Linked DNA regions of Homo sapiens: region 1 is linked to region 2. Evidence: read pairs that join two places in POLR2A ChIA-PET (ENCODE). Cell type or tissue: B cell. All regions are shown on one strand. Links, peaks and the distances in the headings refer to the core of each region. The heading gives the core; the rest is flanking DNA. Region 1 overlaps LOC105373017 (a long non-coding RNA gene). Region 2 has its middle 4.1 kb from the start of HMOX1.

Region 1 (2,910 bases), core at 270-2,769, 120 kb before region 2:
GCAGTGCTTTATCCTGACAGCAATGGCGGATGGACTTCGAAGTGGGGAAGGGGCCCTGAAGATAAAAATCCATTAGGAAGCTATTGTAATAGCCCAATGAGAGATGGCCCATCTATTGGGGCACATTTTTCTTTTACATTTGTACCATAGTAATTATGGACTTAGACTTGTTTTACATTGCCCACAAAACACACATACACACAGAAGATAATAAGTTGCTCAAAAGCAGGAAAACAAGTATCATTGCTTCACCATAGGGGACATTTATTATTTGTCTTCCCAGAATAGATCCCCTTTCTTTTATAGAAGGACTAATGTCCTATTGCAACTTTGTGGTATCCCAGGAACTATCACAATACTGAATGATCACATGACCCCATCCCAGCCAATTGGAGTTCTTCTCTTGGATTTTGTGCGCGCGCGCGCGCGCGTGTGTGTGTGTGTATGTGTGTTGCTGATGTGGGAACATGCTCTTTCCTCTCTGGTCAGGAGACTATAAAGATGTAAGCCTGGGCTACCTGTGGCCATGATTCCAGGCCCCTAGGGACTGCCAGCCTGAGAGAACAGAGTTAAGAGGGAAGGATTTGAATCCCCGGACCCAGCTGTCCAGAGGGCCTGCTTCTCTCTGGCTCTGAGTAGTTTTTGTTTTGTTTTGTTTTTTACATGAGTTACATATTTTCTACTGGTCTCTTTATTTTTTTAATTTTGCAATTTAGGGCATACACACAGACTGAGAATCTGTGGTATGTCCCTCTGCCTGTCTCTTAAGGTAGTTTTAATTAGGTCCTGTCACTTCTAGCAAAAGGCCCTGGCCTAATGTATGTACCCAGGATGGCATCCTCCCATCAGACCGAAGACAAAGACGCTGCTCAAAACACATCTGGAAAGAGAAGAGCACAGAAAAGTGGCCTGAAGAAAGAGATGTCCAAACCAAGCACAATTTGACAGGCCCCACCTGTTGCTGCCAGGCACCAGGCAGTTTTCCTTAGATCAGGTGGACCAGAGAACTGCCCCACACTTAGGGAGTGCCCCCTCTTCACATATGCTAGATGCTATCCTCACTTGCCATGGGAAAAGGCATTCTTATTCACAAACCCCACCATGACTAGGCCTGCCCAGAGGGTCCTCTTTTCTGTCTTTCCAAGTTTCAAAAATGCAAGAGAACTATGAAAGATAGTCAGCAAAGAATACTTTTCCAGCAAGGTACAGAGGAAGCACTTGAATACATTCAAGGAACTATGATCTCCTGGCTCCCACCACCAACCCACTTCTGGCTGAGCTAGCTCCGGTGTGCACCTCAACAGAGAAGCCTCCCTGATTACTGTTTTAAAGAACAAGCTGTTCCTACCCACATCCCCTGCTGGTACTCTCGTAGCCAACCTGGCATTATTTTCTCCACCTCTGATTATCACTGAATGTAGTATTCATATCTTAATTTTGTGTCCCCCAACCCAACCGGAATGTAAGCTCCTGGGGGCCAAGGACTCTCAATTCTGTTCACTGTTCTATTCCCAACACTTAAGACAGTACCTGCCACATGCTGTGTTTTCAATAAATATCTGTTTAATAAATGGAAGTGCAATGATCCAAGACTGGGAGCAAGTTAATAGCATTTTGTGATTGAGTGAGTAGGCTGAGGAGAGATCTGACTTCAGGTCTCCAGGAGCTTAAAATGAGCAAGAACTTGATATGCTCCATCTTCAGGTGGACTAAAAGAAGAAATGGGACCAATAGGACTCATAAGGCTTTTAGGTCCAAGCTAGTGGTAGAGTGTGGGGACAGCTACTGTTTTTGCCTACCTAACATGCACTCACCCTTCTGACAGCAACCCTTGATTTTCTTTGTGTCTACCCCAACCTAATTTTGGAGGTAAGCAGATGACCTAATTTAACCAATCAGCAGCAGCAGCAGACTCCACACCTTTACTCATAGTGATTGCTTTTTGTCTGGACACATGATCTAATTCAGGCAATAAGAATCAATCCCATGACTTTTGCCAAAGCAAAAGGGAAAAAGAAACTCCTTCCAGGGCCAGGCATGGTGGCTCACATCTGTAATCCCAGCACTCTGGGAGGCCAAGGCAGGAGGATTGCTTGAGTCCAGGAGCTTGAGACCAGCCTGGGCAACATGGTAAAAAAAAAACAACAAAAAAAACCCATCTCTACAAAAAATACAAAAAGTACCTGGGCATGGTGGCATGCACCTGTGGTCCCAGCTACTTGGGGGGCTGAGGTGGGAGGATTGCTTGAACTCAGGGGGTCGAAGCTGCAGTGAGCTGTGATCGTGCCACTGCACTCCAGCCTGGGTGACAGAGAAAGACCCTGTCTCAAAACAAACAAACAAAACCTCCCTCCACAGGGACACTGCTAGCAGGAAAGATGATGAAGCTTGGAGCTGCTGGAGTCATCACCTGAATCTGAGAATAAAGCTAACAGAGGAGAGCACCACAGACACGTCAAAGGACCAGCTTGAGTTACCTCCCTGGAAGTGACCATGTCTGCAGGTACTGGAAATTTCAATCATGTGAGCCAATAAATTCCCCTCTTCTGGGGAAACACATGGAAATGGGTTTCTGTCACAACTGAAATCATCCTGACCAATGGATTTAGGGCTCTGAAGAACAAAAAGGAAATACATCATTAGGGCTCTTAAATGCCTCAAAGGGAAGCCTAACGTCAGGCAGGGTGTCCCAGAAATGCAATCTAACACCTTTTGGTGAAACTCATTGCCTGTCTTTTTGGTGAGTAGGATGGGAGCTGCGGAGAAAAAGGCCATGCTACTTTTATTAAGTATTTGCAGTTACATTTTGCAAATGATTTCAGCAACTTTATCTCAGGTGTTTTAACATCTCAGCATCTCACAGTTGTAAGAAACAGAATCAATCTTCTACTCAGTGCAGAGGGGGAGAGA
Region 2 (2,910 bases), core at 86-2,585:
GTGCTAATAGAGGCTGCACGATGTTTGGAAAAGATGTTGCCATTCTATGCCCTTTGCTGCCTCGGGCCCAGGGGCTCCTAGGGCAGCGATGCTGTGGAATCTGAGTGAGCCAGACACACTTGGCCTCAAATCCCGGGTGAGCTGTGTGATATTAGGCAGGGAATTTCACCCTGCTTGCTAAGCCTCGTTGATTAAATATGTAGTGAAAGCCTGGCTTGTGCTAAGGGCATAAGAAGGTGAATCTGACATGGCCCTTGCTGACTTCAAGGAGCTCACAGTCAGGACGGAGGTGGGGGCAACTGGGGCCCCTGGAGGGGTCCATAATGTGAGGAGAAGAGCTTCAGGAAAGCCTGTGTAGAATCTGTTTTACAGCTTCATGAAGATATAATTGGCATACAATAAACTGCACATATTTAAAGTATACAATTTGATGAATTTTGACACAACTTATAACCTGTGAAAGCATCTCCACAATCAAGATAAAGGGTGTATTCATCACTCTCAAGTTTCCTAGTACTCCTTGGTAATCCCCTCACTTCAACTAGGTAACCAGTGATCCAATTAGACTAGCTTGCATAATTTTCTAGAATTTTATATAATTCTATATACATTATGCGTATGTGTGTGTGTATTGCTTTGGCGAGCTCTTTTATTAGGAATGTTCATCTTTTGTCTGTTATATGTGTGGCAAACACTTCCTTCCAGTCTGTTGGTAGGGTTTCAACCTTATTTATGGGGTGTTTTGGCATCAGAAGGGTTCGGTGTTTTGCACTTCAGCCTATGGATTTTTTTCTTTTTCTTTTTTTTTTTTTTGAGATGGAGTCTTGCTCTTTCACCCAGGCTGGAATGCAGTGGTGCAATCTCAGCTCACTGCAACCTCCACCTCCCGGGTTCAAGCGATTCTCCTGCCTCAGCTCCCCCGAGTAGCTGGGATTACGGGCACCTGCCACTACGCCCGGCTAATTTTTGTATTTTTAGTAGAGATGGGGTTTCACCATGTTGGCCAGGCTGGTCTTGAACTCCTGACCTCAGGTGATCCACCCACCTCAGCTCCCAGAGTGCTAGGATTACAGGCGTGAGCCACCACAATTGGCCCAGTCTATGGATTTTTAAAAAATAACTTGGGCTTGTCTTCCTTGCTGAAGAAGGCTGTTTTCCAGCCTGTCACACAGCAGTTAGGCTGTAGACCCTCACTGGAGCCCCTGCCCTGCAGAATCGAGCACATGTTCTTTCTGGGTCTGTGTGGGGTGTGGGTGTGGTCAGGACACCGTCTGTGACCTTATTTACTGGGGACGTCCCCTGCTTGAGGAGAATATCCAGGCAAGGTCTCCTCACTCTCCTTAGCCACCATCCAGCTTGGCCAAGAGGCCTCCCCATGATTCCTCCCACGCCAGGGCCTCGCCTTTGTTTTTCACTGTTAGGGGCTGGCGAGTCACTGACCCGCCCCCCTCCCTGCTGCCCAAACCACTTCTGTTTCCTGAAGGCGCCTTGGGAATGCTGAGTCGCGATTTCCTCATCCCCTCGTGCAGCTGCATTTCTGCTGCGTCATGTTTGGGAGGGGGGACTCGCGGAAACAAAGGGAAGGCGGATTTTGCTAGATTTTGCTGAGTCACCAGTGCCTCCTCAGCTTCTCTTTAGGTGGGAGGTGAAAGGGCAGCTTTAATGGTAGGCAGGAGGAAGTGAAACTTCTAGAAAACGGCAGAAGCCTCTTGTTTGTCTTTTCTAAGTCTGTGCCTTTCCCCTGCTGGGTCCCCCAGCTCCCACCCTGTGAAGTCCACCTCAATCTGCCCCTGATTTAATGTTGCAATCCACCGAGGCCTTCTTATGCTTCACATCTCTCTGACTTCTGCATCTGCCTCATCTCTTCTGCCTCCAGCAGGAGAAAGTTCTCTACTTTTTTTGCCTGGATAATTATTGTATTTTTAGTAGAGATGGGGGTTTCACCATGTTGGTCAGGCTGGTCTTGAACTCCTGACCTCAGGTGATCAGCCCACCTCAGCCTCCCAAAGTGCTGGGATTATAGGTATGAGCCACCGTGCCCAGCCTCATCCTCCATCTTCAAAGCTAGCAGCATGGCATCTCCCAGTCTCTCTCTCTGTCCTCTGCTTTCTTTGTCACCTTCTGTATGTGCAACCATCCAGCCTCCCTCTTATAAGGCCCAAGAGGATAATCCAAGATAATTCCCCATCTCAACATCCTTGACTTAATCACTTCTGCAAGATCCTTTTGCTATGTAAGGTAGCAAAAAGGTAACCTATTCACAGGTTCTGGTGATTAGAATGTGGACACCTTTAAGGGGCTTTTATTTGGCCCAGCAGGAGGAGAGAGAATAGCATTTGGATCATCCTGTTGCTTGACTAAAAAGAAGGGGAAGTCAGGAGGCTGAATCAGCATGCGAAAGGGCCACAAATTCAGCCCTGGGACAGCCTAGAGGACCAGAACAACTCTGGCCTGGCCTCTTGCACCCCAGCAACCCACTGTGTGGGGGGCTGTTCTAACGAAGTCTGGGGCTCCCAGAGAACAGTTAGAAAAGAAAGCAAGCCCAGACCGGCAGCCAGGAACCCTGGGTCACTGGAGGTTCTCTTTCCAATGGGGGGCATAGCCTGGCCAAGTCCCTCCTGCTCTTGGGGTCCCTGCTTCCCTGTGTTAAATAAAAAGGGTTCAGATCTCATGAGTTTTACCCTCTAGGGTCGCTGAATGGACAGACTCTGGATCTATACACGCAAACTCATCTCCCCTAAACTCCTGGACCCTCTGTGAGAAGGGTTGGAGTGTGGTGGTCAGGACTGTGGGGACTGGCTTCAAAGTGCTGTAGTTTGAATCCTGGCTCTTCCATCATTAACTGTATGACTTGGGAAAATGACTTATCCTCTTTGTCCCTCAGTGCTCATGTGGGCAAAATAGAGATGA

The links. Peaks named below come from ENCODE experiments on the same cell type or tissue, not always from the same donor. Only the 100,000 strongest peaks of a DNase experiment are listed, where the experiment ranks them.
Region 1: POLR2A ChIA-PET joins it to region 2 with 10 read pairs; 2 of 35 experiments call an interaction of 5 or more read pairs at or near these places.

The regions. Positions count from the first base shown.
Region 1 is chr22:35,253,187-35,256,096 of GRCh38, forward strand. All of the region lies in intron 2 of LOC105373017 (a long non-coding RNA gene), which reads right to left. It also overlaps a transcript of HMGXB4 not described here. Among named protein-coding and RNA genes, the nearest start is that of HMGXB4, 2.9 kb to the right of the region's middle. In B cell, for the core only: no CTCF peak of the experiment used is centred there; no DNase peak of the experiment used is centred there.
Region 2 is chr22:35,375,553-35,378,462 of GRCh38, forward strand. No RefSeq gene overlaps it. Among named protein-coding and RNA genes, the nearest start is that of HMOX1, 4.1 kb to the right of the region's middle. RefSeq lists enhancers at 985-2,184, 1,282-1,829, 1,791-2,030. In B cell, for the core only: no CTCF peak of the experiment used is centred there; a DNase peak (open chromatin) is centred at 1,619; H3K4me3 peaks cover 816 bases.